Linked DNA regions of Homo sapiens: region 1 is linked to region 2. Evidence: chromatin contacts called from ENCODE Hi-C data. All regions are on one chromosome and are shown on one strand. Each heading gives the region's core, a stretch centred on a gene start or an enhancer-like site at or near the end of the contact. The rest is flanking DNA. Distances are from core to core; before and after follow the strand shown. Region 1 has its middle 58 kb from the start of IL20RA. Region 2 holds the start of TXLNB (taxilin beta).

Evidence for each region. Hi-C counts contacts between places; a loop is a spot of excess contacts on that map. Pooled maps may share reads with other maps.
Region 1: a loop to region 2 is called in a pooled map, with 11 times the contacts of the local background. The contact joins the enhancer-like site here to the promoter of TXLNB in region 2. A Hi-C loop is called at or near these places in 2 of 37 single-sample maps with no recorded cell type and 3 of 50 pooled maps.

Annotation. Positions count from the first base shown.
Region 1 is chr6:137,099,382-137,106,182 of GRCh38, forward strand. No RefSeq gene overlaps it. Among named protein-coding and RNA genes, the nearest start is that of IL20RA, 58 kb to the left of the region's middle. RefSeq lists an enhancer at 6,740-6,799. Within about 2 kb of position 3,735, at least 5 of the 41 ENCODE cell types and tissues checked have a DNase peak (open chromatin) inside an H3K27ac peak, as active enhancers do.
Region 2 is chr6:139,287,041-139,294,156 of GRCh38, forward strand. TXLNB (taxilin beta) reads right to left here and starts at 4,958. Exons shown (of 10, transcript NM_153235.4): 1 at 4,881-4,958; 2 at 1,436-1,873. The coding sequence starts at 1,859. All of the region lies in intron 4 of LOC102723690 (a long non-coding RNA gene), which reads left to right. RefSeq lists enhancers at 3,673-3,732, 3,933-4,182 and a silencer at 3,792-4,086.

The DNA.
Region 1 (6,801 bases), core at 2,485-4,984, 2.2 Mb before region 2:
CCGCCTCGGCCTCCCAAAGTGCTGGGATTACAGGCGTGAGCCACCGCACCCGGCCTGCAAAGTGCTTTCTTCTAAGTTTATTTTTGGTTTGAGTTTTTTCAGTCTAATTCTTTGGTTAATCTAGAATTTGTTTTGATGCATGGTGTGAGAGGAGAATGAGAACTTTCTTTTGGCCTAACCACAATGACAGGCCCATATATCTACCTGTTAAAATAAATGGAAAAAGACACCCCAGGCAAACACTCAATGCCAAGAAATCAATTAGTGGATTTTCTTCTTGGAAATACTATCTTGTTACAAAGGAGAAAAATGCTTAGGAAACTTTTATATAACTTCAGGTTTAGCCCAAGATTTTTTAAACACAGGAAAATCTCTTTCCCTTTTTTCTTATTCAAGGCATACAGTACGTTACTTTTACCTTATTTCAGAGTATCCATGTCTGGTTTTGTTGATGTATAAACACTTGGAGGCTTCTCTCTCTCTCTCTCTGACTCTCTCGTCACACATACATATCTTCCTCATTTGGCCACCCCCTCACTTCCTAAACCTTGCATGAAAAAAAAAAAAGGTTACCTTCAGGTGAATGAGTAACTTAGAGTTGTGATACAAAGGACTTGCTGGGTTAATTCCCTGCCGTGTTGCAAGTTAAGACCTCAGGAGGGATCCTGATTGAGATTGAAGCTATATACATAAATAAATCCCCAGCCGAAGCTTGATTTGAATAGATATATGGGAGCTGGGGACAGAATTGACCAGATGCTGGACCATATGATAAACACAGAGGATCACGGTGTGGTATAAAACCTGGGCAGTTCCATGGTACAGCTGGCCGTGCATAATCTTCTGCTAATTTATAAGGCGGGAGCATCTGCTCTTTCACTGCCACTCTCCAATTTTCTAACAACCTTATCCTTGGGTCTCTGGTTTAAAGCAGCCCCATGACGTGGCAGGAAAGAAAGGAGGGTTATCACCAGGGAAAAATGACACTGCCCAGAATCCTGACTTTCAGAGAAAAAAGAGAAAAGGCCTTGATTCTTATCCTGACTAAGCCTTCTTTTTTGGATAGTGTCATTTTGAAATCATTCTTTTAGATAGGGCATCTTGGGTTGCCATCACGGGATAGTGTCTTTCTCTATAAGAAGATTCTTTCTGCCCCTTAATCTATTAGAGGAGGCTGGGCACCATGGCTCATGTCTGTAATTTCAGCACTTTGGGAGGCCGAGGTGAGTGGATCACTGGAGTTCAGGAGTTCAAGACCAGCCTGGCCAACATGGTGAAACCCCGTCTCTAATAAAGATAGAAAAATTAGCCAAACGTGGTGGCTCACGCCTGTAATCCTAGTTACTCAGGAGGCTGAGACAGGACAATCACTTCAACCCGGGAGATGGAGGCTGCAGTAATCTGAGATTGTGCCACTGCACTCCAGCCTGAGCGACAGAGTGAGACTCTGTCTTAAAAAAAATAAAAGAAGTCTGTAAGAGAAGAATTTAGGCCAAACTAAAGCCTCAGATTGCTTTCAGTTGAGATAATACTGTTTCTGTTTAATTCAAAGCAACTAGTATTTTCTGGGGACTACATAGGCAAAATTGAGAAGCAGGAGTTATAATGCCCTCCTGGCCCTGGAACTTCCCAAACACCCATTGAGAAGGCCTGTCTCCCTACTCATGATTCTTTCTCCTCTTACTCTTTCGACTTCCTGCCAGGCAGGTTGGGGTTATGGTGGTGGCATGCCTCTCATTAACTACTACATTAGGCCCAGCTTTCTGCTACATCTTTGTTTAACCACATTGATGTATTAGTTGATAGAGGCTTAAAATATTTTTATCTTAAAAGAGACATCTGACACTGATGTTAAAAGGCTCAAAGGAATGAATATCTTAATGACGGAATTTCATTTTCTGGGACTCATAGGTAAAATAGTTTAACGAAATGGATGACGTTACCTTCAAATAACACTCTCTGGAAGAAACTCATTGGTCTAGGGATTAGAAGAGGTTTTAGTCCTTATTCTGCAACTATTATAGCCTCTGACATTGGTCACACCACTTAAGCCCGCTGAGCCTGGAGTCTCAATACCTTTTTCCTTTTGAATGGCAGAGAAAAACAAAACAATACACTTGGAAATTACTCCCTCAGGGCTTTTGGGACAGCTCCTTTTTTTTTTTTTTTTTGCCTGAGCCCTAGAAAGGGATCTGAGGAATTTTCAATTAGAAAGTGGGAGTATACTCCAACATGTAGATGACCTTCTTGTATGTAGTCCAACCCAGGAGGCATCTGACCAAAAAACCTTAAAACCATTTTGCATTCCCCGGCACTCGAGTCAGAAGAGTACGTGGATCTGCCACTAATGGGTGGGCTGGGATCACGACCTCATTCATTGCCCTGAGCTCCTGTACCATATGGTATTCCCCCAAAGGCTTCAAAATGGTCAAAATGAGGGTATTACAGGGAGAATTACAGGATTTCAGAAGTCCACGGGCAAGCAACCCCTTAACTACAGACACTATGCCCTTTCTTGCTTCCAGCTTAATTGGGTATTGTTTTCTGTTGGGAAAATGACTGGGGTCTTTGAGCTGTATTTTGATGGGCACTGCCATTCTAGCCCTTCCAGCCCTCCCAGTACACCATGCTCGTGGGTTGACCTGTTTGTGTACAAATGCGACTGTCAAGGATGCCATAAAACTCATAGACAAGCTTAGGCTGCTGTCATATTAGAACTCATCATATAAATGAATTTAAGGCCAAAACACTCAATGAATGTTACATTTATGACCTTCTGAAGTTGCCCTTTGACCCAGCATCACCTTGGCCATTTGTATCCCCTTGAGCCTCCTTCCCTCCCCATCTAATGGACAGTGGAGTAGCAAAGGCTCATGTCCAGTGGTTGAGATGATTTTTGCAGTGCTATGCGTGCCATGGGCAAGGGTCAGGGCAAAACTTTGACCCTGTTGATCCCTTCTCACCCCCTCCTTCAGCTTTACTCATTTCTCCTGGGCCTGTGTGCCATGTTTGAATGCCCTCAATTTCTCACCATGTCCTGCTCAAAGACCGTATTCACTGATGGTGCGCTGGCTTTTGGTATTATAAAGATTCCCAAATTCCTCTGATCATAAGAATCACCTGGGCTGCTCATCTTGTAATTCTGAGTCAGAAAGTTTGGGGTGGGGCCTGCTGATCTGTGCATTTAACCAAGACTCTGGGTGAGTCTCATGATCACATGAGTCTGAGACACATGGATTTAATGACTATGAAAGTTGAAAGATGCCCCTGAGATCATTTAAACCAGTGGTTCTCAAAGTGCAGCTCCCAACCAGAGCATCAGTGTCACCTGGGATTTGTTAGAAATGCAAATTACTGACTCTATGAAAAAGGAACTCTGGAGGTGGGGCCCAGTTCCCTGTGTTTTCACAAGCCTTCCAGACAATTATTGCATAGGCTAAAACTCCAGACTTGCTGATGTAGACCATCTCTCTCCTGTTATCCTCTATTTTACAGATAAGGAATGTTGGCACTCTGTCTATCACTTTGGGACCTTGGGTGTTGAAGTTGGGGAGGGGGACAAGTGCTACAATCCCTAGGTGATTGTGAACAGGGTGAGAAGAGAGATGGTAGAGGGCTCCTGAGAATGGGCCATCAGTGGTGTGATCCTCAGCTTCCAATCCCTATTCTCTGAGCCTGAGGTCTTATCTGTAGACAAGGACTCATGTTTGCTGAGGGTGCTGCTAAAAGACACCAGGTGTCTGAAGGGCCAAACCTTTGTGGTAAACCAGAGCTTAGATGTTTATAGTAACTCTCCACTAAGAAATCCCCTGAGAACCCAGCCACCAAGAAGCCCCAGTTCCTCTAAAGAAAGACATGTCTCACTCTCAGAGAAGTTTCAGCTCTGCTTTTGGTGGTTAGTGCCTGCCCATTCTCAGGATGGTTCATGAAAGAGTCTTCTACTTAGTGCTGTGGAATAACCATCTGAAATTGTAAGCTGTGGGTAGATAGTACTGTGGTGTAATCACACATCTTCCTGTCACACTGGTGGGAAGGATCAAGGGTTCAGCATAGTTCAGCCATCCCTGTTATTCTCAAAACCAGTGTTCCCAAACTTCAGTCATTTGGCTATAATTTTCACAATGTTTCTAAATTCAAGTACAATATGTATTGTCGTTTTATCTAATATTTTTCACTTGCTCAACTTAAAAAAACTAAGAATATTTTCAAATTTTCAAAATAATTATGAAGATAGTACAGAGAGTTCTCATATATATACCCCACGCCTGGTTTCCCCTATTGTTAAAATCTTATATTAGTATAGTACATTTGTCATAAATAATGAACTAAATTAATTGATACATTATTGTTAACTAAAGTCCATGCTTTATTTAGTTTTTACTTAATGTCCTTTTTTTTCTTTTCTGTACCTGGATCCCATTTAGGGTACCACATTAAATTTATTCATCACATTGTATTTGGGTCCTATTCCAGACCTAACAAAAAGTGGACTGATGCAAAAGAATGACACTCTGGTTAAAGCTATTGCTGTGAGTATTAAAGCCCTTTGTCTCTGATCCAAGAGTCTCATGTCTTCTGCCAGCATCTAAGAAACACTGACAAGTCAATTAGTTAGTTTCCAGGTAGGGTAAAGGCTTAGATATCTTACAGTTCTTGAACTTTTTTGTTGCACAATTGAAGTATTCAAAAAGGGTAAAAAAAATCAAGTTTTTAAATATTTAAACTAATTCAATTAAAGTATAAAAGGCCACTTAAAAGTGATGGTTAAAAGTTGCCAGATTCATAAACAAAGTAATAAGGTTTATGAGTTGGACTTAAAAATTCAAGGAATAATGAGGAATTTAAATTTGTAATTTTAATAAATAAAGTATTAATTTAAGAAAATCACAGTATCCCCTTAGTAATTTTTCCTGTCTATAAAAGCCCCTATCAAGGATGCCACAAAACTCATCTAGATAAGCTTGGGTTGTCATATTGGAACTCATCATATAAATAAATTTACCCAAAATTGTTTATGACCATGAATGACAAAGCTTTACTGTGCTCAAGCACATTTGCATTTTAGAATAAGATAAACAGCTTTGTTCAAAGAATGAAAGTCTAATGGTGAAATTTTGCCGCCATTGCAGGGCTAGTGCCCCTCATGTCACATTATGAGGTTAGCTTCTTTTACAGATTCAAAGGATAAAACAAGGGCCCTCTACTTTGTCCCTGCTGAATTCTCGAGACCTAGAACAGGCACATAATTGATGCTTATTAAAGATGTACAAATTAATGATCAGATTTTAGCCAGGGCCAGATTTCAGTTTTAGAAACATCACTCTGGCTGTAATATGAAAGTTAGATGGAAGAGGTAACACTAGAGAGGAGACCAAGCAGGAAGTTGGTGGCAAACCCTGACAGTAGACACACGGCCATGGCTTCCAGGGTTTTGGACTAAAATCCTACCCTCTTCAGGAAATAACTAGTCTCATTCTGGAAAACATCTGTTGGCTTATTAGTGGTCTCTGAGGGAGGCTAAAAGCCTGACCCTGGGGTGCCCTGTGACCATGTGGCCCATACTTCTCATCATGAATGGGTCTTCTCTGGACCATTAAACCATGAAGCAGGAGGAGCATAGCAAGACTGGATCCAACCTTACAGCACAAATAAAACTGCAGGATGTCAAGGATCAATGGACAAGGTGACCTGTTCTGTGGACATGTGACCTACTCAGTTTCACACTCTGGCATTTTCTCAATGTGCTCGTGAGCAAATGTCTGTGCAGTAAGGTCAGGGGTCCCACATGGCTCAGAAGAATAGGCCTCCTCTCACTGAGGCTGACTTGGCTGCTGCAGGCCTGAGTGTCCCGTCAGTCAATGGCAGGAAGCAGCCCGTGAACATCTTGGAGGGGGCAGTGATTTGTCCTCAATGGGGGAGACACATCCAGATTTGGGTTTGCCTTCTGAGCCCATCATACTCATGTGACTTATTGAATGTCTTATTCACCAGGGTTTTTTACCAAAACACTGCTTCTGATTAAGAACTCAGTTGGCTTTGGGTCTGCTTACTTCCAGTCAGTACCTGGGCCACTGACCACTCTCAATGTTCTTTTCTGCACGTGGATATTCAGGCTGACCTATTTCCTGGCTTGTAGGTTTGACACACTTTTCTTTCCTGTTTGAATCGTAGGTACCTTGAAGCTATCTGAAAAAAAAAAAATTGGCTTGGGTAGAAAGGCAACACCCTGGATTTGTTCTTTGCCTGAGGCTTCCTCTCTGTGTGGCTGAGGAGTCTTAACAGGCCTTTGAGAAAGGGCGTGAGTACTGGTTTTATCACTTGCAGCTCTGGTTCAATTAAGTGCTATTATAAGCCTCTTTACGTATCAGTTGGCTTTTCAACCCTTAACAAGTCTCTTCTTTTTGGATGCTCTCTACTTTCTTCCAGCTCTGCTTGCAAACTTGTCAATTCTTGTCTTAGTTGATCACTTTTTTAAAAACCTGTTTATAGACAGCAAAGAGAAGCCAACACAGATTGACATTTGGATTCTTTCCAATAGCTTCATTTGAAGCAATAGGAGAAGCGATCTGCTTCTCCAGTTATTGTAGGTAATAGCTTTGCCAAATGTTTTTTGACAATAGAACAAGGGTGGTCAACATTTTAGCCTGAAATACCCACGTCCCCATCACCTGTGATTCTCTCATTGTACCAATGCCACATCTTAGGTTTCAGTTATGGCAGCACTATGCACATTTCTGTATTATTTAGGGCAAGTGCCCAGCTGCTGCAAAGAGAAGCCAAAATGCCCTGGTTTAAATAGGA
Region 2 (7,116 bases), core at 3,708-6,207:
AAAGGTTGACGGCTGTTCTGCAGCAAGGTCTTTAAACAATGCCTGTGACATAGACAATCCCTCAGAAAGATGCTTATCTAACGTTCCCAGTGGTCATGACTTTTGGCAAGAAAGTTGGAGATGTGACCAGCTGCACATGACTTTACCTAAAAGCTTGCTATGTAAAGGACACTTTCTGGAGAGTGGGTGTAGGAATTCACTGTCTCACTGCTGCCCAAGACAGCACTACTGTTTGTAAGCCCCTATTAAATATTTCTTTCTGAGAAAGTGGATTTGTCAGCCTCTGTTTTTGGCCTTCAGCTCCCTTGGCCTTTGTGGGTAGGTTTGTATATACCTGCTCACTGCAGAAAAATATTCTACTCCAGTTTGTGATATATTTGGGTTTACAGATAGTCTGGTTACTGGAGTTTGAACCCAGTTCTGACTCCAATGCTCATGATCTTTCACTCTACCACATAGTCTTCCAGAAACAAATCATATGTGGTCTCTGCCCTTGATAGATTCTCCATCTAGCATGAGAGATGGGTATATAAACAAATGATTGCTGCAGAAAATTTAATAGAAAACTAAGGAAGGTGATGCTAACTCTACCTGGGCATGTCAGGGAAAGTATCACATAGGAGGGAGTATTCGTAGTGAGTGTTTCCACCAGGAAAGACAAGCAGAGGGACTTTCCTATGTACAGTAACATGCTTCACTCATAGTTTTAAAAATTAACGTTCTCACCCTTTTTTCCCAGCCATCGTTGGTGTCACCAATCTCCCATGCTCTCCTAAAAAATTTTCCTTTTCCCGTTTTTGCACTTCTCCTATATAATTAATTTACATGTCTTCTGTTTTCTCTATACTTACAGCTCCTTGACCAAAAGACCATGATTTATTTATCTTTGTGCACCTAGCACAGTGCCTTACAAAGACTAGGCATTAATAAACACTCATTGGGCACCTGAAGATAGGTACAGATTTCTAGGTAAAGAAACTAGGATGTGCACAGGCCTTGTGGGCGATGGAGCATAGCATGTTCAAAGGCCTGAAAGACAAGATCAGAATGACTAGCTATTAGGCAGTAGTGGTGGTGGTGGTAATAGAGGCAGAGTGTTCAGGAAGGTGATGTTGTAGGGTAGAGTAATCTGAGATAAAACTGGGACTGGTTGGAGTTAGACCATTAGGATCTTAGAGAACATGTTAAAGATTTTGGTCTTCATCCTAAGAGCAGTAGGAGGCCACGGAACAAAGGGTCAATGGGTAACACACTGAAAAGTTCACCTGAGCTCCATTGAGGGGTAAGGGCTGGGGACAAATACAACAAGGGAAAATATAGAAGGCTACTACAGTCATCCAAATATTGGATGTGGCTTTTAGTGAAGTTTGGAAGAAGTGCCCCTTTTTTAGGAATACCATACAGAAAAGTCACATATTTGAACATAACTACTTGCCTAATCCTTTTAGGATTTTCTTTTCCAATTTTTGCTCCTTATTGCTGACGGGCTCTTTGACAGTGGGTGGCTCTCCAGAAGCAACGGGTTCTCTTCCAGCCTCTTCAGTTGTTTCCTCACAGTCCCCATCCTCGTTGTCAGGTGATTCTGCATTCTCAGGCTGCTCACTGGCCCTGGCAGAGCCCTCTTTCCCTGCTGTGCTGGCAGCAGACCCATAAGTGTTAATGATGTCTTCCAGCTGTCGATTCAGCTCTTCAGAGATATCGGGGTGCACACTTGCCTCTTTCTCTGGTGGTTGGACTGGGGTTGGAGAATCCTGGCCATCTTCCTTCTCCAGGCCATTGTGACTGGGTAATGATGAACTGTCACCTGGAGGTGTTGACTGTCGTTCCGCTGAGAGCTGTTCAGAGTGATTAGCCTCCATCTTGGGAGTAGTATCTAGTGGTAAGCACAGTTAGGCTTTATGTAGCTAACCTACTTGCTACATATCAATGCTACATTTCAATGGTAAGGATATCCCCCAAGTGAATACCAACTAATTATAGTCTCTAACGTAGAGAAAGGCAATGTCCTTTCACAAACCATTGATGTTACTAAGGGAGGAGACCACCCCTCATATCGTCTTATGCCCAATTTCTGCCTCCAAAGAAGAAGTAAAAACTAAAACGCAGACATGAAATCCACAGGCAGACAGCCTGGTGCCGCGCCCTGAGCCTGGTAGTTAAAAATTGACCCCTGACCTAATAGGTTATGTTATCTATAGATTACAGACATTGTATAGAAAAGCACTGTGAAAATCCCTATCCTGTTTTGTTTCGATCTAATTACCGGTGCATGCAGCCCCCAGTCACGTACCCCCTGCTTGCTCAATCAATCACAACCCTCTCACGTGCACGCACTTAGAGTTGTGAGCCCTTAAAAGGGACAAGAAATGCTCACTCAGGGAGCTCGGCTCTTGAGACAGGAGTCTTGCTGACGCTCCCGGCCGATTAAACTGCTTCCTTCTTTAACTGGGTGTCTGAAGGGTTTTGTCTGCGGCTTGTCCTGCTGCATTACAATTATTAAAGTAGGGACAGTGGAAAGTTGTTTTTCCAAATCAAGTCACACTGCTGGCATATTTTTGGTTTTGATCTTCAGTTTTCAGTAGCATTCCTTATTATTCACATTAAGAAAGTAATTCATGCTATTTTTCTTTGTGGCCATATTTGTCATTTTGCTTACACTAGTCAGTTTGTGTTACCATTTTCCTGTATAATTCTATGTAGATTAACAATCACTGGGGGTACATGACTGTATATATTTAAAATGTTTAAATATAAAGTGGTATTAGTTTTCTTTCAAAGTTAAAATATTTAATAGAAGAGCCATTGAATTTATTTAAATAACTCATAAGAATAACATCTCTAAGCTCTATTTGATCCATAAATCAATATTTTGCTTAGTGTGAATATTTTGATGTAAATGCATTATTACACTGGATAGAGGAGACATTTCTCACTTTTCTGGCATTTTCTTTTTCAGATAAGCAACACGAATGCTTTTTTTGAGGCTTAAACTGGCATCATTTTTAGATTAAGACAGGGAATGAGGGAAGGTATAAATAAATAGACAAAGTAGTATGGAAACACGGGCCAGGTGCTGTGGCTCATGTCTGTAATCCCAGCACTTTAGGAAGCCGAGGCGGGTGGATCCTTGAGGCCAGGAGACCAGCCTGGCCAACATGGTGAAACCCTGTCTCTACTAAAAATACAAAAATTAGCCAGGTGTGGTGGCGGGCACCGGTAGTCCCAGCTACTTGGGAGGCTGAGGTATGAGAATTGCTTGAACTTGGGAGGCGGAGGCTGTAGTGAGCCAAGATCGTGCCACTGCACTCCAGCCTGGGTGACAGAGCAAGACTTCGTCTCAAAAACTAAACAAAACAAAAGCATGATGATACTTATAACAACAATTCCTTAAATTTCTATAATACTCTTTTATTCCAATATATAAACCAATTTTTTAAAAGAGAAAAACAGATTACAACTTTCTCTTCTAAGTCAGGAAGCTCTAGAAAAACTTAATGATTTTTAAGAAGTAGCAATGTTTCATAAACAAGGAGGAGACCAACTCGAGAAATAATTCAGCAATAATAAGGGCCCTTAGGAAAGGGTGAGAGATGGTACTGAGTCAGAGATTCCAGGGTTTCTGACTATTACCACTTCTAGAGTTGCAATAGATTTGGTTTAGGCCTTTAAGTTATGGTGCATTTTATTTGTAAATAATATTTAACAGTGATGCTGCTAAATAGCAGCATAAAAATGTGGCAAGATCCTCATAATTCACAGGTTTTGCTGTTGTGGTAACATGAAAGTGAAAACAAAAGCATACTGTTCTACAACTGCACAGCTTCCTTTTCCTGTTCTCAGGGCAGTAGATGTCAATTGAATGCTCAGACACCAACAAGAACAGAAAATTCAACACACAGATGTTGCCACTGACTTGTGATGCTCACCAAACACTCATAACTTAGAGGAAGTACTTTTTTTCTTTCACTGGTTTGAATTCACCAACTTGATTATCAAATAATGCAGCAGTTTCATTATTTTCATCACTGGGATTTCTTTTCCTGACCTCACTTGTTGATTGCACTCATCTATATATAACTTAGGCCTCCCCTGAACACGGAGAAAGACACACGGCACCTGCTGTCCAGCCAGAAGTTATTTTAAGCTATTCTAAAATGAGTCATGCCGTTTAGCACTTCATCCTTGAAAATCAAGAGAATCGTTTTTCAGTCAAATTGAAAACAGTAAACATTTAGTGGCTTAAATCCATACATGGGTTTTAAAGTCGGGGAGACTATCTTAGGATGAAATAAAATCTCAAGTAAAATGAACTTCAAAATAATTAATTTAAGATAAGCTGTCCATAGGAGTTTTACTTCGGTTAGTCTAAATGCAAGTGGCTGTTTGTATTTGATTTATTCTTCATGAGATGCCACAATCATTGATTTTTTAAATTCTTAATTCCATGGCTATTCTTTAAACTCCTGTTCCACATTTACTTTAAAACAGAACAGTCATTATAAAGCCCAGGACAATTCAATTCCCAAAAGTAGCCTCAAGACAAGTTAACAAGAGGGAAAAAAACAAAGTCAGAGAACTTTGTTACTTTTCAATCATCCATTTTATATTATGTGGCAAAGAAATTATTTCTAACTTTTATCTTATATAAACTTTATTGCCTTATTTTCCCCTCCCCAGGGAGAGAACTTTTCACTTGTGTTGGCTATTCCAGATGACTATCACAGACACATCCCTCCCTAAGCAACACATTTTATTTATAAATACAACAATGAAAAGTTCTCCAACAGTTCACTGGCAATCTCAAAGTTGCAAGTTTCGAACACCACAAACCGCACCCTATACCTTCTCACAGGGCTTGGGGGAGTGTTTGTCATACTTACCAGAAGGCAAGAAGCTAAGCAAGAAGAGAGAGGAGAGGAAGGAGGCAGGAAAAAGCAAGTCAGAGCTGCAGCAACAGCAGGAGAGGGCGGGCTGGCTGTGTTCTTACAAGGGAGAGAGAAACCCAATACACACACACACACATACACACGTGCACGCACGCGCGCGCACACACACACACACACACACACGCCACAGGCACTGATGGAGGCAGCAGTCTGGAGGAGGTGGGGGTAGGGAAAGGAACATCATATGACACAGCAAGGGGAAAATACACCCAAGCTTCCCTAGCTGTTGCCAGGGGAAATACCTTAGCAGAGAGAAGCAGCTGGAAGATCTCATTAGACTCTCCATGTTTTGTTTGTCCTTTCGGAAATTTAAACTCTGAGTATATTACCCCCGTTGCAAATGCAGTCTTTCACCATTGTTGTCCTTTTTGGGTAGAGATCAGTTTTTCTTACTTCTTGGGTTATCTCCAGTGTGGTGGAAGATTCATCTTCTTTTTCTTCTTCTTCTTGCACTAGCTTAATTAGTGTCAGGTTTCTTACAGGAATCATGGAAAAAGAAAAACAATGGCATAAGAACAGGGAGGTGGTGGAACCATTTTAATTCTGATGTCATTGTTTGGTTTGTTTGCAAAGTTTGAAATAAACATGTAGATGGTGATTTTGGAGCTGAACTGAGTATAATCTTCATGCACGTGGTAATTGGTGTGACCTTGGAGCACAGTCTTTCCCAGGTAACTCTTCCCATCTCAAACAAACCCTCAGGGAAGCAGTCTGCTTTTTCTTCCTTAGTTGGTGGCTTTCCCACATTTTGTAAATCCTCAACATGCTCCTTGATCCTCCTCAGAAAAAGAAATTCCTTCTGATTCACCATAAAATGCCTGTCTATTAATTTACATCCATTTGCCTTTTATTTTTCTTTCTGGAGCTTGTGTTCCCATACTTCCAAAGCAGATTCCTCCATCGGTTTCTGCTCTGGGGACAGGCTAGGCATAGTGGCATCCCTTGTGGGAGGCAGAATAATGCCACCCAAAAGATCTCCACGTCCTACTCCCTGGAACCTGTGAATATGTTTCTTTACATGACAAAAGAGACTTTGCAGATGTGAGGAAGGATCCTGAGGTAGGGAGGTTATCTTGAACTACTGGGTGGGTTCAATGTAATCATAAGGGTATTTATTTATTTATTTATTGAGACAGAGTCTCGCTCTGTCACTCAGGCTGGAGTGCAGTGGTGCAATCTCAGCTCACTGCAACCTCCCGGGTTCAAGCGATTCTCCTCCCTCAGCCTCCCAAGTAGCTGGGATTACAGGCGCCTGCCACCACATCCAGCTAATTTTTGTATTTTTAGTAGAGACGGGGTTTCGCTGTGTTGGCTAGGCTGGTCTCGAACTCCTGACCTCATGATCCGCCCACCTCGGCCTCCCAAAGTGCTGGGATTATAAGCGTGAGCCATTGCACTCAGCCTCATAAGGGTCTTTATAAATGAGGGAGGAAGGCAGTAGGATTGGAGGCAGAAAAGGAGATTTGATGACCTCAGCATAGGTCAGGAAGCTTCTAGAAGCTGGGAAAGGCAAGGAAACAGATTATACTCTAGAGCCTCCAGAGGGATGCAATCCTGCGACATTGATCTTAGATCAAAGAAATTCGTTTTGGATTTCCGACCTCCAGAAATATAAAATAGCAAACTTATGTTATTTTTAAGCTGCTAAATTTGTGATAAGATGTTATGGCAACAAAAGGAAATGAAAACATCCCACCCCCAGTTTTGTCCTACTTATTCTCTGAGTTTAGGGGAGGCATAAGTTATATATAGATGAGTGCACCCAACAAGCAGAAGTCAGGATAAAGAAATTCCAGTGTTGAAGACAATGAAGCTGTTCACTATATTATTTGATAATTAAGTTAGTGAATTAAAATTGATGAAAGAGAAAAGCACTTTCTTCTAAATTAATGAATACTTGGTGAGTGCCACAAATTGGGTGGCATTCCATCCTGGATTGTAGCAAACTGACCCGATCACATCTCTTAGTAAATATAAACAAGTCAGTGCTTTTCAAATTTAAATAATGTATAGACTCACTTAACAGAATAATTTAAATAATGTGGAAATTATTTGAAGGATTATATTATTATTTGAACCTACATGTACTAAAATGAAAATAGGATAAATTCCTTATGCTTACAGTAGTTACATAAATTTTAAAATGTATACATTTTAAAGCCTACAAAAT